2 separate regions of the Homo sapiens genome follow, and region 2 is linked to region 1. A link is a loop called in an ENCODE intact Hi-C map of the cell type or tissue named here. Cell type or tissue: mesothelial cell of epicardium. All regions are shown on one strand. Links, peaks and the distances in the headings refer to the core of each region. The heading gives the core; the rest is flanking DNA.

What was found. Peaks named below come from ENCODE experiments on the same cell type or tissue, not always from the same donor. Only the 100,000 strongest peaks of a DNase experiment are listed, where the experiment ranks them.
Region 2: a loop joins it to region 1, with 33 times the contacts of the local background. A loop is called at or near these places in 34 of 110 quality-filtered maps.

Annotation. Positions count from the first base shown.
Region 1 is chr9:93,076,344-93,085,958 of GRCh38, forward strand. SUSD3 (sushi domain containing 3) reads left to right here. Exons shown (of 5, transcript NM_145006.4): 3 at 1,503-1,650; 4 at 3,128-3,259; 5 at 8,194-8,790. The coding sequence ends at 8,404. Among named protein-coding and RNA genes, the nearest start is that of CARD19, 15 kb to the right of the region's middle. RefSeq lists an enhancer at 6,184-6,812. In mesothelial cell of epicardium, for the core only: no CTCF peak of the experiment used is centred there; no DNase peak of the experiment used is centred there.
Region 2 is chr9:93,143,479-93,153,093 of GRCh38, forward strand. LOC124902212 (a long non-coding RNA gene) reads left to right here. Exons shown (of 3, transcript XR_007061665.1): 2 at 4,205-4,585; 3 at 4,855-4,891. LOC124902213 (a long non-coding RNA gene) reads left to right here and starts at 4,923. Exons shown (of 2, transcript XR_007061667.1): 1 at 4,923-4,952; 2 at 5,388-5,798. RefSeq lists enhancers at 1-346, 347-1,219, 807-946, 7,905-8,405 and a silencer at 2,969-3,263. In mesothelial cell of epicardium, for the core only: no CTCF peak of the experiment used is centred there; no DNase peak of the experiment used is centred there.

The DNA.
Region 1 (9,615 bases), core at 3,417-5,916:
TACAGGTGCACATGGCCAACTTTAATAGGATATTTCACGTATCAGGAATCTTAAGTACTGGCAACACGGAAGGTCATAACGTGCCTGGCCCTGGAGCTCCCAGTCTGTGGGAGGCAATGGTTTTCTGGTTGTATTTCTTGTACAGGTGTTGAAAGGTCCACAAGATAGTCCCTTTTCAGTGCCCAGCATGACATTTCCAAAATGAAGCTATGTGTGTTATGTTCATGTGTTTTGTGCATAAAAAGGGCTCAGAGTCAAAATAGTTTGGCAGATTCTGGGTTTTTATGCTGCAGAACTTCTCAGAGCCTTTAAAATGTTCACGTGCTAGGTGATTCTCTGAGGATGCGAGTGTTAGGATTAGATTCTGAAAGGCAGAAAACCCAAAATACTAGGATTAACTATGATGGAGCTCAACCTTCAGGGTGGGCAGGCAGATCTGTATAGGCTCCATGGCAGTGGGAGCCAGGCCCCTTCCCTGGCATGGCTCTGCTGGGCATGGCCTCAGCCTCATGATTCAAGATGGCAGCAGCTATGTTCCAGGCAGCTGTTATGGGGTGAGGGGCCCTGGGGCCAAAGAGCAGGCCCCAGTGTCTCAGGGAAGGTTCTTAGAAGTTGCCCCACATCACTTCTTATCTTCCACTGGCCAGAACATGGTCCTGTGACCACTGGGAAATGTAGTCTCCATTTTGGGTGGCCAGGATCCACTAGGGAGCATGGGAAATGGGGCAGGGGACAGGGCCATGTTCTCTACGTGGGGGAGTAAACGGTGTTGCTCAAATTAGGATTCCGAGGCCTTTTTTAGCCAGAACATCCAGTAGAATCTGATGGAACTAGTTTTTGGAGCATAGCTGAGGTCACACAGCAGATACATAGTATTTTGGACCTTCCTGGAAAGTGACCTGAGAAGGCATGTAGGCCCCCTGAAGAATGTTGCCACCTTGGGGCATTGTGAAAACCCAGACCATGGGCTGGGCAAGGCCTCCTCAGTACTGTCTATTGTCACCTCCTCTCTGTGGCCCACCCTTCCTTCATTCCTCAGGCAGGACTTCAGTGGGTAGGAGCCAAGGAGGCCATCACTCTGAACTCCCTGCCAGAACTTCTGTAATTGACCACTCTGCAGACTTCTACATACCCTACAAAACCCTGCTCAAATACCCTCTTCAGTTAGCCACTCTGCACACTCCTACACACCCTGGAAAACCCTGCTTAAATACCCCCTTTAAATAGCCACTCTGCATACTCCTACACACCCTGCTCAAATAACCTGCTTCTTGGGGAGAGTCTTCTCTGATAGTCCCACCTCCAAATATAGTTTGCACAGATCTTTGCCTCAGCCCCCAGCACCTCACTGCCCCCTTACCATGCAAACAGGGCTCACTGAGGGCTGCCCAGGCCCTGTCTACACCCAGGCCCTACCCGTACCACCCCTGAGACCCCCAACCCCTGGGCCAAGCAAATCTGGGCAAACCTCGCCCAGGAGCTGGTGGTTGTCTCCCACACAGTGGTGCCACCACACGAGACCTTTGGCTTCAAGGTGGCCGTGATCGCCTCCATTGTGAGCTGTGCCATCATCCTGCTCATGTCCATGGCCTTCCTCACCTGCTGCCTCCTCAAGTGCGTGAAGAAGAGCAAGCGGCGGCGCTCCAACAGGTACGGTGGCCTCATGATCTCAGGGTCCTCCCGGGAGGCGCCTCTTGGCACCATGGGAGGAGGAAAGGACAGAGTGTTTCAAGGGAACCCCGGCACTGCCCTCAGGGCACCCGTTCCTACCACTGCTGCTCTGGGCCTGCGTCTCCCCCCCAAGTGCTGCTCCCGGCCCACGCAGCAGCCAGGGGCAGCATCACAGCTGGGGGACATGTGGGCCCCCAAGGCCCTGCTCTTAGGCCAGGCTATGGGTTCACGGGGGATTATTTTATTTATTTATTTTTTTTGAGACGGAGTCTTGCTCTGTCACCCAGGCGACAGAGTACAGTAGCGTGATCTCAGCTCACTGCAACCTCCGCCTCCTGGGTTAAAGCAATTCTCCTGCCTCAGCCTTCCTAGAAGCTGGGATTATAGGTATGTACCACCACACTCGGCTAATTTTTTGTATTTTTAGTGGAGATGGGGTTTCACCATATTGGCCAGGCTGGTCTCAAACTCCTGACCTCTGGTGATCCGCCCAGTGATCTGCCTCCCAAAGTGCTGGGATTACAGGCGTGAGCCACCGCGCCCGGCCCGTTTTATTCTTAAACCTGCACACATATGCAGTATGTACTCTGCTGTGTTAACGGCCTGCAGGGCTGCCACACACGCCCCCTAAACCTTGAGAGGGAGTCACTGTCACTGCAGATGGAGGGCTGGTTAACCACAGCCCACCAGCGAAGTCCGGCTGTCTGTCAGGTTTTTTCCCCATGGTAATTTATTATTATTTTTTGTTTTTATTTTTTATTGTGGTAAAATATCAATACATAAAACTTAACCTTTTTTTTTTTGAGACGGAGTCTCACTCTGTCGCCCAGGCTGGAGTGCAGTGGCTCCATCTCAGCTCACTGCAAGCTCCACCTCCTGGGATCACGCCATTCTCCTGCCTCAGCCTCCCGAGTAGCTGGGACTACAAGCGCCCGCCACCATGCTCAGCTAATTTTTTTTTGTATTTTTAGTACAGACGGGGTTTCACCGTGTTAGCCAGGATGGTCTCGAGCTCCTGACCTCATGATCCACCTGCCACGGCCTCCCAAAGTGCTGGGATTACAGGCATGAGCCACTGCGCCTGGCCAAAACTTAACCTTTTTAACGTCTACAGTTCAGTAGCATTAAGTATGTTCACGATGTAGTGCAGCCATTAGCACTGTCCAGCCCTAGAACTTTCCACCACCTGTATTTGTAAGTAAAGTTTTATTGGAACACAGCCATGTTCATTGTCTACTGGTGTGTGGCTACTTTTGGGCTGCAATTGCAGAGTTTAGCTGTGGGAGAAATCATGTGTCTCACCACACCAAAAACATCCACTGCCCAGCTCTTTGAGAGGTTTGCCAGCCTGCACTGGTCCTGCAGACGGTGCCCTGGGCCTACATGGAGCCTGTTTCCACCACCGTCAGGGATACACCTGCATGCTCAGAGTCCTTCCTCCCAAACTCTCCTCCAGGTCAGCCCAGCTGTGGTCCCAGCTGAAAGATGAGGACTTGGAGACGGTGCAGGCCGCATACCTTGGCCTCAAGCACTTCAACAAACCCGTGAGCGGGCCCAGCCAGGCGCACGACAACCACAGCTTCACCACGTGAGCCCGGGTCTGGGTAGGGGACATGCTGGGGGACAAGGGGTCCAGCTTGGTCAGGCCCCGGGCCACCTGCTGCTCCCACACGCTGAGAGCCTGCTGCTCCCACACGCCTAGCCCACCCAGAACCTTAACTCCCATCTCTAAAACAAGAGGCTGGTGGTCCTTGTAGCACTCTGTCCTGACTCTGACATTCTAGGACTCAGAACTGCCCCCAGCAGTGTTTTCATCTGGAGGGTCCACCCTCCAGGGAAGCTGAAGCTTCTACACACCTGTGTTCCCTCCACCTACACCCAGCAGGGCTCTGCACTGAGCTGCAGTCACTTGCTCTCCCTCCCGTGCTCTGTCCCTCTCCTTTCTCTCTCTCTTAATACACACATACATTTTTTTGCCCTGAACCAATATAAGGACATTCTTTTTCTGAGTCCAGAAATTTAATACTGATTGGCCAGGCTTGGTGGCTCACACCTGTAATCCCAGCAGTTTGGGAGGCTGAGGTGGGAGGATCACCTGAGGTCAGGAGTTCGAGGCCAACATGGTGAAATCCCGTCTCTACTAAAAACACAAACATTACCTGGGTGTGGCGGAGTGTGCCTTTAATCCCAGCTACTTGGGAGGCAGAGACAGGAGAATCACTTGAACCCAGGAGGCGGAGCTTGTAGTGAGCCAAGGTTGTGCCACCGCACTCCAGCCTGGGCGACAGAGCGAGACTCCGTCTCAAAAAAAAAAAAAAAAAAAAAACAAAACTAACAGAAATCTAATATTGATTGCACGTGGCCTGTTGAGTGGAGAATGTCCATAATCACACGCAGCACTCAGCCACCAGGTCTCTGGGCTCCTTAAACTGGTATGGGCCTTCAGTTTTTCATGGCATAGTCTTCTGAGGGTTCCAGGCCAGTGGTCGCATGCAGAGGCTCCTGTCTGCGTCTGTCTGGTGTTTCTGTGTGACCAGGCCCGGCTCTGCATTTCTGGTGCAGGGCTACATGTGCAGATCACAGACATGGGCCAGGCTGCCCCCACGGGCCACATGGAATGGGGTCTCTTGGCTGAGGCGAAGCCCCCCAGGTCCCTCCACTGTCAGAGCCTGAGGAAGGGGCTCTGCAAGTGTCCCTCCACTGTCTCAGCGGCCTCTGACTTGTGGTCTCAGCGTGCAAGGCTGATCCTGCCAGATCCGCTCTTGCCTTGGGCATTACAGAATGGTGACTTTGTTAATTCTGTTGCACTTCTGACATTCCTTCTATCAGGGATGAGGATGAGCTGTTTTTTTCTTTCCTTTCTTTTGATTTTGTTTTGTTGTTTTAGCATCACATGAACTCATGAATATTCTTTTCTGAAACTTTTATTTTGGGAAAAGTTCACAAATACACAAAAGTAGAATATTGTCACAGATCTCCTGTCCCTGCCTCCCATTCTCATGGTCACCAGCTAAGCCAGGCAACCTCATTCATGCCCCTTCCCCCACATTATTTTCAAGCACACTTTTTGTGGGCTCCAGTTCTTGGCAGTAGGAGCTCTGCCAAGCCATGGCCTGTGTCCTTCTGATCCATCCCCATCAGTCTGTGAGTGCTTCCTGCCTTGCACAAGATGTTCCAGGCCCATCTCATGCTTTCTGTGCCCATCTCTGCGGTTGGCCACTGCTCTGGGAGCCCTGTTTCTGTGGGTGGAGAACAGCGCTTAGACACCGGGGTCTGGGCGGGCATCCAGACGACATCATTGAGCTTGTGTTCCCTTCCTTCAGGCCCTCCTGCTGGAGTCTTTCGAGGCTGCAGTGCACTTGGTCCCAGCCCTCATGGCCTCACTGTATGACTAACAGCTCCATGCCTCGGTTTCCTCACCTGTAAAGTGAGGATTGCAGTAGCGCTCACCCTTTCAAGTTGTTGAGGTTACCTGAGTCCGGGTGTGTGCCTCTCTCGCCAGGCCCAGGGTGAGAGCTCATTGAATACTGGCTGTTACTGTCGTTGCCACTCTTACGACCTTATGCAGATGGGGAAACTGAGGCACAGGAGATGGTGGTCTCTGTGGCCCTGGGTTACACACACCGTGCTGGGTCTGGCCAACACCTGCAGGGAAGGAATTCACCTTTCTGTCTCCTTTCCTGACGCTTCAAGTGTGTATTACATCAACAAGGATGTAGCCGAAATGCTGCCATTGATACTTCTGCACTTAGCAACACGTTCCAGGTCACCATGGTGGTCTGAGGCCTCCAGGCTATCATTCCTTACAGCAGCCCATTATTCCAAAGCTTCCAATATCTGCTAGACCCTCCCCTGTTGAGTGGTCAGGCGTGGTCAGTGTCTTTTTGCTTAGTGCTGTTTTTCTTTTTCAAGACCACAACTCTTGGGGCTGATCCTAGGAATCGATTGTTTAGGCCCAACAGTCTGAATATTTTATGACCACATTCTTTCCCTGGGAGCTCTGGTACAAGTGAATGTGGCCATATTTTTCTGGTAACTGCATCATCACTGAGTGCTGACCATTTGTTTATCATTTGTTTCTTACAGTAGCTACAAGTTGTGTGGGTAGTTTCCGTCAGCATTTCTTTGATGAATGTCGAGGAAGAATGTTTTCTCCAGCCTTGGCTCACCAGTGCCATTGCTGGCATGAGTCATTTTCTGTTTTCTCTGCTGAATTACCTCCAAATGTTTTGCTCCATGTGTTGTGGGAGGGCACCTGACCCATCAATTGGCTGTACATTTTTTAGGCCTCTTTCCTTTTTTTTTTTTTTTTTTTTTTTTTGAGGCGGAGTCTTGCTCTGTCGTCCAGGCTGGAGTTCAGTGGCGCGATCTCGGCTCACTGCAAGCTCCGCCTCCCGGGTTCACACCATTCTCCTGCCTCAGCCTCCCAAGTAGCTGGGACCACAGGTGTCCGCCACCATGCCCAGCTAATTTTTTGTATTTTTAGTAGAGACAGGGTTTCACTGTGTTAGCCAGGATGGTCTCGATCTCCTCACCTCGTGATCTGCCCACCTCGGCCTCCCAAAGTGCTGGGATTACAGGCGTGAGCCACCGTGCCTGACCCCCTTTCCTTTTTATTTTAGTTTTGTTGGGGCCATGGTGGCTAATGCCTTTCCTTTTGGGTAGTGAGATATCCAAAGCCACTTTCAGAGCTCCTCCATTGCCCCACCTGTGATCCCCACTCCCCATTACAGCACTGGGACCAGATCATCCTGTGTCATAACTGGGAAAGTGCCCATGGAATGGGGGAAGGAACAATTGCCTCTCAAGGCAACATGGTGTCCAGGATGATGGCAGCCACAGCTGCTGCCGCTGCCGCAGGGGCTTTGCTGGCCAGAGCATGATGCCGAGGGGCTCCCAGGGGTGCTGTTTGGGGCCACACTTCTGCCTGGTCCCAGCGCCACAGACCCTGCCTCTTACACTGCGGGAACTTGTGCAGTGTGTGGTCGGACGTGTGCGTCCCGTCCAAGAGTGGCCACAGATCTGTGTACAGGGCTGTGTTCACCCCCTCTGGGGAGTGAGAGAGCCAGGGCGGGAGGGAGGCACCCTGACAGGGCCGTGAGAGGCTGGAGGAGGCCGGCTTAGGGGCCACTCTGACAGTCAGCTCAAGAGGCAGGAAGTGGTGGTGAGGCTGAGGGGGATTGGGAGGGGGACCCTTAGGGCAGAGCCCCTTCCCGGAGCTCTCTCACACATGGAGACCTCGAGCACTCAGCCCAGCTTCATGGGGACTCAGAGAAGGCGGGTCCTGCCCAGGGCTACAAAGCCGATGGAGGCAGAGTTCCCTGAGTCCCCAGCCCTGGGCCCCGGGCTCCCAGGCAGGATCCTCGGGATATGCCTGTGCTGGGGCTGCCCACCCCTCAGGCAGGGCCCAGGCTGCCTCCATAGGTGGTAAATTGCCTTTAGCAAGGTGAGGTTTGCCTCTTGACCTTGTTTTTATTTCATAAGTACTTCTCAGCACTTGCAATGTGCCAGGCACTGTTCTGAACTCTTCCAAATATTAACTCTTTTCACCTAGGGGTGGGTACTACTTTTATCCCGTTTTCCAGGTGAAGAACTAGGCAGGTTAAGAAACTTGTGTAGACTCCCACACAACCAGTAAGTGAGGCTGGGTGGAGTCAGTCTGGCTCCTGCCTCCCCGAAGCTGCCTTTCGTCTCCACCAGTTATTGATGCTTTCACTTACTCATTGCATAAGCAGATCATTTCTTAATTCCTACTACTTACTAGAGTTTTTCTGAGAATTAGTTGTGGGTGGGAGCCGTGATCCAGGAAGGCTTCCTGGAAGAGGTGATGCCGGAAGTGAAAGGACTAAGAGAGCCTGCTTTGGGAGGGGAGAGAGACAGCCTCTGAGGGGAGGAGAGGACATGCAAAGGGCTGGAGGTGGGAGCCGCCAGGCAGCCCACATGGAGCAGAGGCCAGTGTGTGTGTGGAGGCTGGAGATGGGACAGGGCCAGGGTCTGGTCAGCCTGGGGAATGGCTTGGTTTGTATCTGGGGGAGTAGAGAGCCACAAGAGTACTGAGGGTGGAGCAGGTGGGTGATCCAGCTCCTGGCTACCAAAGAGGCAGGCCTGGCAGGAGGGAAGATGTCCTCCCCTTGACCTCCTGCTCCCCAGCATCCCTTCTCTGCCTGGGACATCCCAGGCCCTGGCCAGACAGCTGGGTTCCTGGTGGTTTCTGCACACTCTGAATGAGCCCCAGGAAGTCCCTTCCCACACCTTAGGGGGGCAAGTGTCTGACTCCTGGGCCACGCCCTGGTTGTGTAGATGAAGGACCCACTTGCCAACAGGGCCCGGCAGGGAGATGGAGTGACCTCTGTGCACCTTAGGGTGCAGGGCAGCTCCCAGCAGGAGGAAACGGGCTCCCCAGTGCTCAGGGCAGCAGTTGCCCCAGGCCCACTGGAGGGCCTGGGTACCTGGGAAGGTATGGAGTTGGGGATTAAACCCTATCCACACTCTTTTGCCAACTCATGCCTCCTCTCTCCACAGAGACCATGGTGAGAGCACCAGCAAGCTGGCCAGTGTGACCCGCAGCGTGGACAAGGACCCTGGGATCCCCAGAGCTCTAAGCCTCAGTGGCTCCTCCAGCTCACCCCAAGCCCAGGTGATGGTGCACATGGCAAACCCCAGACAGCCCCTGCCTGCCTCTGGGCTGGCCACAGGAATGCCACAACAGCCCGCAGCATATGCCCTAGGGTGACCACGCAGTGAGGCTGGTGCCCATGCTCCACACTGGGAGGCCAGGCTGACCCCACCAGCCAGTCAGCTACAACTCCACATCAACTCCACATGCGCCCAGCTCGAGACTGATGAGTGGAATCAGCTTCCAGGTGTAGGGACCCCTTGAGGGGCCGAGCTGACATCCAAGGCTGAGGACCCCAGTGGGGAGTGTTCTGTTCCGGCATATCCTGGCCGTAACGATTTTTATAGTTATGGACTACTTGAAACCACTACTGAGGGTAATTTACTAGCTGTGGCCTCCCACTAACTAGCATTCCTTTAAAGAGACTGGGAAATGTTTTAAGCAAATCTAGTTTTGTATAATAAAATAAGAAAATAGCAATAAACTTCTTTTCAGCAACTACAGAAAACTACCTCAGCATCTTCCTCCACAGGATGTACTGCTTCCAAGCAAGGACCCATGGAGGGTTCTGCATCTGTTGTCTGTAAAAGTGCAGTTGAGGGGTATGAAGTAAAACTAAATAATTATTTCTTTTTTTTTTGAGACAGAGTCTCACTCTGTCGCCCAGGTTGGAGTGCAGTGGTGCAATCTCTGCTCACTGCAAGCTCCGCTTCCAGGTTCAAGCGATTCTCCTGCCTCAGCCTCCTGAGTAGCTGGGACTACAGGTGCCCACCACCACGCCCACCTAATTTTTTGTATTTTTAGTAGAGATGGGGTTTCACCGTGTTAGCCAGGATGTCTCGATCTCCTGACCTTGTGATCCACCTGCTTCGGCCTCCCAAAGTGCAGGGATTACAGGCGTGAGCCACCGTGCCCAGCTAAATAATTATTTCTAATACTGAAAAATACAAAGGTAACAGTGGTTGGTTGATGTTAGAGTCAGCAGAGGAGACTTCCCTTTTTTTGTTTGTTTGTTTGTTTGTTTTCAGAGCTAGTTTCTGTTTAACTCTGAAGAAAAAAATCTGGTATTGGTTAGCAAGGAAGGAGTGTACTGAGGCATGACTGACCTGTCTTAGTCATGGGCAGTTCTCCTTGGCCAAGACAGGTCCATTCAGTCAGTCAGTGGGGCTTAAGATTTTATTTCACAGCCATAGCACCCCCACATGGCAGCCTCATGTGGCCTGGGCTTCCTCACAACATGGCAGCCGGCGTTCAAGGTGGAGTTGCAATGTGAGCACCAGGTGGAGGCCATTTTGCCTTTCAGATCCCAGCCTCGGAAGTCATGCTGT
Region 2 (9,615 bases), core at 2,524-5,023, 66 kb after region 1:
AGGTGGACGTGGAGTTCTGAGGGTGGGGGTGCTGCCAGGGAAGTGGCACTGTGCAGGGGACCGCCCCTGGGACCCCCTGGTTCCTGTCAAGAGCAGGTAGGGGCTGGGCGCGGTGGCTCACGCCTATAATCCCAGCACTTTGGGAGGTCAAGGAGAGTGGATCACCTAAGGTCAGGAGTTCAAGACCAGCTGACCAACATGGTGAAACCCCGTCTCTACTAAAAATACAAAAATTAGCTGGGCGTGGTGGCAGGCGCCTATAATCCCAGGTATTCAGGAGGCTGAGGCAGGAGAATAGCTTGAACCCAGGAGGCAGAGGTTGCAGTGAGCTGAGATCGCACCACTGCACTCCAGCCTGGGCGACAGAGCGAGACTCTGTCTACACACACACACACACACACACAGACACACACACACACACAGATCAGGTAGGATGTGAGGTGTGTCCTCATGGCCGGACATGGGGTGGGTGGGGCCAAACAACCACAGGGACTCGTCCTGTGGCCACTGCTGCTCAGGAAGTGGATCCCAAGGAGCAGAGTCGCCAGACCCCTCAGTTCCCAGCTCCACATTTAAGGCAGGTCTGGCCATGAGCCAGGCCTCTGCATGTGACCTGGGGCCTCACTGTGGCATGGCTGCCTGTCCCACCTGTGGATGTTGCCTGTGCTGTGTAGAAGCCACATAGCCTCCGGGGCGGCTCCCCAGAATGCCACATTTCCTGTCTCTGGCTCTGATGGCGTCTAGGCTGGCAGGGGTCCCGGCCCCAGCAGTACTGTTGCCGGGCAGAGCTCAGGGCCACGTGCAGTTGGGTCTGGCTGAGAGCATCTCATGGGTTTATGAGAACCCTTCCAGCACAAAGGGGCATTTATCAGGCAGGGATGGCATGTCTTGGTCTGAACACAGGAAACACAGAAATAGCCTTTCACAGAGTGCCAGCAGGGCTGGGCTCGCCTGCTGTGGAGGGTGTCGGCTTTCCAACTCCTTCTCCAAGCTGTGCGACCCGTCCATGTTCCCCTGTGAGTTGTTCTGTCCCAGACAGGGCATTCCCTGAGAACGCTCCTGCTGCAACTGGAGGGAGAGAGGCAGGGAGGGGAAAGGGGAAGACTTGCAGGGAGAAGGAAGAAGGGAGACAGATGGAGACAGACAGAAGGAGGGATGGAAGAAATGAGAGAGAGAGAGGGAGGGAGATGGAAACATAGATTGTCTCCACTGTGACACCCTGCCTCCATGGTTCTCCATGATGGGAATGGAATTCATGTCTCACCTGGCAGCAAGGGTCTCCACAATATGACTTCACCTTCTTTCTCTTAGTAAGGCGAGAGCAGACAGGCAGACACTCCAGGAAGTAACTGATGTGTCCCTGAAAATGCCTGTCTTTCCCAGCTTGTACAACTTTGCTTGTGTTATTTCTTCTGCCTATAATGACTCTCAAAATATCCAGATTGCAAAAGAATTAAGCCCCTTTTGATACCTATAAATAATTTCTATCATTGTAATATACTAAAAACCAATGATAGTAAGGTTTTGGAGAGGTAAAAAGCAGTCTCGTTGCCAGTACAGAGATTGAAGATTCAAAGGCTTCACTAATTAGGATGTGTTTTTCTCTCACATGAAAAAAGCCTGGATATAGGCAATCTAAGGCCAGCATGGTACCCCCGTAATTTTTTTTTTTTTGAGATGGAGTTTCACTCAGGCTGGAGTGCAATGGTGCAATCTCAGCTCACTGCAACCTCTGCCCCCGGGTTCAAGTGATTCTCCTTTCTCAGCCTCCCAGGTAGTTGGGATTACAGGTGCCTGCTGCCCCACCCAGCTATTTTTTTTTTTTTTGTATTTTTAGTAAAGACAGGTTTCCATCATGTTGGCCAGGTTGGTCTCGACCTCCTGACCTCAAGTGATCCAGCCACCTTGGCCTCCCATAGTGCTGGGATTACAGGCCTGAGCCACCGTGCCTGGCCTGTTTCTTTTTTTTTTTTTTTTTTTGAGACGGAGTCTCACTCTGTCGCCCAGTCTGGAGTGCAGTGGTGTGATCTTGGCTCACTGTAAGCTCCGCCTTCCGGGTTCACACCATTCTCCTGCCTCAGCCTCCTGAGTAGCTGGGACTACAGGTGCCCGCCACCACACCCAGCTAATTTTTTGTATTTTTTAGTAGAGAACGGGGTTTCACCGTATTAGCCAGAATGGTCTCGATCCCCTGACCTCATGATCCACCCGCCTCGACCTCCCAAAGTGCTGGGATTACAGGCGTGAGCCACCATGCCCAGCCGTGTGGCCTGTTTCTTTTGTTTCTGTTTTTGTGTTTTGAGACAGAGTCTTGCTCTGTCTCCCAGGCTGGAGTGCAGTGGGGCAATCTCGGCTCACTGCAACCTCTGCCTCCTGGGTTCAAGCAATTCTCTTGCTTCAGCCTCCTGAGTAGCTGGGATTACAGGTGCCCACTACCATGCCTGGCTAATTTTTGTATTTTTAGTAGACGGGGTTTCACCCTGTGGGTGAGGCTGGTCTCGAACTCCTGACCTCAAGTGATTTGCCCTCCTTGGCCACCCAAAGTGCTGGGATTACAGGCGTGAGCCACCATGCTTGGCCCCCATAATGTTACTGGGGATCTTTCTTTTCTGCTTTGCAAAGTGTATAAATTCCATCCTCAAAGTAGCCTCATGGTCCATGAGGGCTGCTGGCTAGCCAACCATCACAGCAGGAAGCAGATGTTGGGAGCACAGCAGGGCTCATTTCCAGTTGTCCCCTCTTATGGAGCTTTCCAGATGACCCACTCAATTAATTCTTCTTACATTTCATTGCTACCACTATTTACAAGGTAGGCTAGGTACAGTGTCCCTCAGAATAAAATCAGAGCTCATTTCCTGCGGAACACAGCTGGGTTATCTGCATTGTCTGCCTCAGGCCAGCACCTGTAAATACAGCTGGTGGAGAGGGGCAGTGGCTGATTCTTCTGGGTGGCAAATTTTAAAATATATGCCAAGAGTGATTCAAATATTCATTTCCTCTCATGTAGTCTCAAGTGTGTGACTTTATGTTTGGGAAACCCAAAGAAAGGTGGAGAAGCACATGCATGAAGATATCCATTGCCCCCTGATTGTTAAGCATGACAAGTCAGAAACAACTGAAATTTCCAACAGTGGGAAAAACACAAGCATGCTATGTTCTGAAATTCACTTGGTGGAATGTTCCGTCAGTCACTGTGATATGGTTTGGCTGTGTCCCCACCCAAATCTCATCTTGAATTGTAGCTCCCATAATTCCCTTGTGTTGTGGGAGGGACCCAGTGGGAGATAAATGAATCATGGGGGCGGTTTCCCCCATACTGTTCTCGTGGTAGTGAATAAGGATCATGAGATCTGATGGTTTAATATGGGGAAACCCCTGTCTCTTCGCTGTCATTCTTCTCATGTCTGCCACCATGTGAGACGTGCCTTTCGCCTTCCATCATGATTGTGAGGCCTCCCCAGCCACATGGAACTGTGAGTCGGTTAAATCTCTTTCTTTTGTAAATTGCCCAGTCTCCAGTATGTCTTTATAGCAGCATGAAAACTGACTAATACACACTACACACTGTAAATGTTAGTCATGGAGGATGTGTACCAACATGGAAGAGTGTTTACAATGTATCTTTAGAGAAAAGATGGACTATCCAAGTATGCATACTGGAATTATCATTAGATTACCATACATCTGGGTGAGGAGCAGAACAGAGACATAAGGTGAGTTTGTGGGCAAGGTTTTCTTTTTAAACTTCCCAAAAGCTTGCTTTACATACATGTAGGCTTAAATAATTTTTTTTTGAGAGATAGTTTCACTCTTATTGCCCAGGCTGGAGTGCAGTGGCACAATCTCAGCTCACTGCAACCTCCGCCTCCCGGGTTCAAGTGATTCTCCTGCCTCAGCCTCCTGAATAGCTGGGATTACAGGCACCCGCCTCCAAGCCCAGCTAACTTTTTGTATTTTTAATAGAGATGGGGTTTCATCATGTTGGCCAGGCTGGTCTTGAACATCTGACCTCAAGTGATCCACCTGCCTCGGCCTCCCAAAGTGCTGGGATTACAGACATGAGCCACCATGCCCAGCCAAATAACATTTTTCTTATTTTAAAAAGTAAGTTCATTGTAAAAAGTTTAGAAAACAAAGGTAAGAAAAAAAATAATTCTGTTGCCCAGAAATAAAAACTGTCCATGTTTTGATATTGTATCCTCAGTAACAGCAACCGTGAACCTCAGAGGCAGCCAAGGGTGAGTATTTATGTCTTGCTCTTGCACCTGTGGGTTGGTTGGCATTTGGCTGATCTTGGTGGACTTGGTCCCAACTGTGGCCTTGCTCTGTGTGTCTCTCATTCTCCTGGGCCCACCTGGTTCTCAGGAAATGTTCCTCCCATATGGAAAGTCAGAAGCTGCCAGAGAGGCAAGTGGAGCATGCAAGACAACTGATGGCATAGTCTCAGAACTGACCATGAATACTGCTCTCCACTTTCCATTGACCAAAGCAAGTCCAACGTTGTGGGAAAGGGTCCCTCACCCACAGTGGGAGGTGAGGGGTGTGGACACTTGCCACTTGCTGATTGATGACCAAAATATCCCAGGTATATACCCTTTCACACTTTTCCTATGCTTTTTTAAATAAAGACACTCTTTACCAATCAGAATCACTCTACATATTGTTTTGCCACTCAGTTATATGTATGACTACATCTTTTTATGTCATAAAAATTCTTCTGCAACATGTGACTGCTTGCAATTCTATTTTGTGGTCATATCATGATTTATTCAACCTGATGGACATTTATCTTTTCCTTTATTTATTTATTTATTTAGTTATTTACTAAGATGGATTTTCCCTCTTGTCACCCAGGCTGGAGTGCAATGGCACCATCGCGGCTCACTGCAACCTCCACCTCCTGGGTTCAAGCGATTCTCCTGCCTCAGCCTCCCGAGTAGCTGGGATTACAGGTGCCCACCACCACGCCCAGCTAATTTGTGTATTTTTAGTAGAGACGGGTTTCACCATGCTGGCCTCGAACTCCTGACTTCAGGTGATCCACCTGCCTCGGCCTCCCAAAGTGCCGGGATTACAGGTGTGAGCCACTGTGCCTGGCATCCTTCTTTTTTTCTTCTGAAAACAACACTATAATGGCCATCCTCTCCTGGTATATAAATCTCTGCACACATACTTGAGTGATTTAAGAATTAATTGCCAGCCTCAGGATGGCCCCCAATGATCCTTGCTTCCGTATTCATAACCAGCATAGTCTCCCTTCCCAGTAAATCAGGGAGACTGCATGTGGCCAGTAAATTCCAGCAGAGGTAGATGGTGTGTGACGTCTAAGGCTGGGTCATAAAGCACACTGTGGCTTCAGACTTTCCCTTCTGGACTGCTCATTTTAGGGGAAGCCAGCCACCATGTCATAAGGACAAAGCAGCCCTGAGGAGAACCAATCCCTTGGGGAGGAACTCGGCCCCCAGTCAGCAGCCAATACCAACTTGCCCATGTGTGAGTTAGTCACCTTGAAAGTGGATCTGCTGTCCCAGCCAAGCCTTCAGATGAGACCACAGCTCTGGCCAACACCTGACTGCAGCCTCATGAGAGACCCAGAGAACCATCCTGTTGAGTCTCTCTTGAATTCTTGGCCCATAGAAATTGCTAGTGATAGTAAATTATTCTTGTTTTTTAAACCACTAAGTTTTAGGTTAATTTATTACACAGCAGGAATGATAACTTAAATGGTGACTATTTTGGTCAAAAGAGGCCAGGCTCTGCTACAGTATCAAATAAACCACACTTGATGGCTAATACAATAAGGTTTATTTCATACTCACTTACACCTGATGTGGGTAGGAGGGCTCTCCTGCTTGGCACGCAAGTCCCAGGGATGCAGAGTATTTTCACCTAGAAGCAGGTCACTTCTTCTCACATTCAGGTGGTGAGAAAGCTGTGTTATCACACCCAGGAGCATGGAGCCAAGAAACATAGTTTAGTTGTATGCCCCAGAATATAACTAAATAAACGTTTAGTATTGCCTCTGCCACAGTGAATCAAGAGAAATGAAAGTGACTACTATGTATTTGAAAAGTAAAAATTCCCAGAAGTACAGAAATGCATATTGAAACTGATTCATGATTTTTCACTTCCTGTGGAATAAACAAAACTCCCTTTTTGAAATCTGAGAATATCCAAACTTCCACAATTGCTACAGGATAAACACTTCCATATACAGCTGGTAGGAATAAGAATAGGCTTGACTTTTCCAGATGATAAAGTTGCAAGATTTATCCACAGCCTTTAAAATATTTATATTCCTTGACCCAAATAATTTTGCTTCTGGGAATCTATTATAGGGAGATATATATATATATATATATATATATATTTTTTTTTTTTTTTTTTTTTTTGAGACGGAGTCTTGCATGTCACCCAGGCTGGAATGCAGTGGTGCAATCTCGGCTTGCTGCAAGCTCCGCCTCCCAGGTTCACACCATTCTCCTGCCTCAGCCTCTTGAGTAGCTGGGACTACAGGCGCCCGCCACCACGCCTGGCTAATTTTTTGTATTTTTAGTAGAGATGAGGTTTCACTGTGTTAGCCAGGATGGTCTCTATCTCCTGACCTCGTGATCCCCCTGCCTCGGCCTCCCAAAGTGTTGGGATTACAGGCGTGAGCCACTGCGCCCAGCCAGGGAGATATTTTTTAATAAGATAAAAGCTTTATGCATAATTCACCATGGCATTATATGTAATAAGGAAAAGTTGTAGGCAACTTAGATGTATGCCAGAGAAAAGATAAATTACGGTACCGCCATATGATAGAATATGTGCAAGCATTACAGGAAGTACAGTGGAGCCCGTCAAAGCTGACTCTACAGCCTTTCTTGGAAAAGACTGCAGAGCTGAATAATCAGCAATGATGTAAATGCAGATACATAGGAAATAAACATTGAAATGTTACCAGTGGTGTCCTCTGGGTGATGGGATGAGATTTGCTTCCTCTGTGCCCTTGCCGTCCTTTCCCAGTTCCCCCAGGGGGCACATGGCACATTTGTAGCCCTGCTGGTCTTTCCCTGTCCATCTGTTTATTTGTTAGATAACAAAAATGCCCTTCTTCAGAGGACTTGCCTCTGGTGCAGTGCCATGTGTACTTCCTACATTATTATCATTATTATTATTTTGAGATGAGTCTCACTCTGTTGCCCAGGCTGGAGTGCAGTGGTGCGATCTCGGCTCACTGCAACCTCCACCTCCTGGGCTCAAGTGAGTCTCCTGCCTCAGCCTCCCAAGTAGCTGGGACTACAGACACCCGCCACCACGCCCGGCTAATTTTGTAGAGACGGGGTTTCACCATGTTGGTGAGGTTGAACTCCTGACCTCAGGTGATCCACCTGCCTCAGCCTCCCAAAGTGCTGGGATTACAGGCATGAGCCACTGCGCCCAGCACAGAGGTTCCTTTTGACTCAGTGTCCTGGATTGCAAATGAAGCAGGTGAGGCAGTAATAGTGGGGCCTCACAGTTGTGCCATGATGGGTCAGGACCGTGGGGTCTGAGTACGGAAAAGACTGAAGAACATAGAGTTCTTGGAAAGCTTCACAGAGGAGGACAAAAATAAGAGAGAGTGTGGAGAGAGAGAAAGAAGGGAGTAGGGAGAGGGAGGGAGGAAAAGGGGTGATGGGGACCGAGCCTCTCCCATTGCTCCCCGACCCCAGCACACCTGCATGGTCTGGTTGTCCCCTGAGGCCGCTGCCCACCTTCTTGCTGACTTTGCTAGGGCTACGGTGACCATGAGCTCCCTCTAGCAAGTAGAGCTGTCCACGACCAGTGCGCCCCCATCTGCAGTGATTGGCTTGGGCCCTTGTGACATGAGGGCTTGCTTCCCGCAGCCTTGCAACAGGTATCCTTGGCCAGGATTGGCCCCTTTCCACTCTCCCAGTGGCCGTTGGACATGAGTGTCCAGCTCCCCAACTAGGGTGGCAGTTCTGGCTTTGGTATAGGACACATCATCACCAAAGGCCAGTAACCACAACCATCACCCATCCCTGCACTCAGAGTTTGAGGTGGGGGCCACCCCTGGGGTGAGGCACCAGCTCGCAGAGGCCTTGGGGTCAGGTGGCAATGCTTGCCCCAGCGGGTTCTAACAGCTGCCCTCACTCCCTGGGACTCATTGCTGTCCTTGGGGTGTGGTGAAAGACAGGGAGCAATTACTGTCACTAGGATCTGCTTACAGTGTCTGCCCTTAACCCTGGTGTCCACAAGACTGTAGGACAGAGGAGTCAGAAGCTCTTTTCTCTGTTAAAAATTCTAAACATAGTAGAAAATAGCAGCATTTATTTCCCTCCTTTTTTCCCCTTGTTTCTGTGAATTTGCTTTAAACATAAATGTCAATTAAAGTGGACTCCGATTATCATTTTTCTTCCTTCTCTCCATACTGGGCTCATGTGCTGGCCCGCTTGGGAATGAGGGAGGCACCCATTCTTCCCAAGATGGATTCCAGAAGCAACATGAGGCCTCTGGTCGTGGAGATACGGAGGTAGGTGAAATGCTTGTACTTCATCTCCAGGTCAGGTGAGAGTGAATGTTTTAAAGGCAGCATCACAACTTATCACCAAATGTGTGTCCTCCCTCTGGTGTCCAGCCTGACCTTGGGAGATGGTGGCCAGAGAATTCATCCTTGGGCACGCTGCCAGAGTTGGGCCTCATCTCTGGGATGCTGTTGGCCTTCTCCTCAGGGTTGCTGCCTCCTGGTCACAATAGGGCTGCTTGAGGTCCAGACAGCATGTCTGTGTGAAGTCCAGGGAGAAACAGGGAGGAGATCACAAGCCACATGGGCCCCCTTTTCTCTTAAAAGCAAAGGCCCTAAATTTCCCCGGTAGACTGCACCTTAAGTTTCAGGGCCACCCTTATCTTTGAGGAAGGCTGGGAAATACGGAACTGAATTGGCCACATCTTGACCTGTCACCTGGACTGAATATGCTGTCCCCTGGGGCAGAGAATGGATATATCCAGTATCCATTCTTTCATTCTTTTTTTTCTTTTTGAGATGGAGTTTTGCTCTTGTTGCCCAGGCTGGAGTGCAATAGCACGATCTCAGCTCACCGCAACCTCTGCATCCCAGGTTCAAGCGATTCTCCTGCCTCAGCCTCCTGAGTAGCTGGGATTACAGGCGCCCACCATGACGCCTAGCTAATTTTTGTATTTTTAGTAAAGACTGTATTTTTAGTAGTTTCACCATGTTGGCCAGGCTGGTCTCGAACTCCTGACTGCAGGTAGCAGTGCTACCTGAAGTCCTACCCAGAGTGCTGGGATTACAGGCATGAGCCACCTTGCCCCACCACAAAATGTTTTTGAGGCTCATCCATATTGCTACCTGGATCAGCAATTCTGAAGTCCTTCTCCCTGCTAACCAGCACGCCACTGTTGGGATGCACCCCAGTGTGTTTATCCATGTACCTGGGGAATAGACGTTTGGGTTGTTCAGCTTTAGTTGTTACAAATAAATCTATTCCTTAAGACACTGGTGTGTAAGTACTTGTTTACTCAAACAAGTACTTCTCCTGAGTAAACAGAATTAAATTTCCACATTATATAGTAAATGTATGTTTAGTTTTATAAGAAACTGACAGACCATTT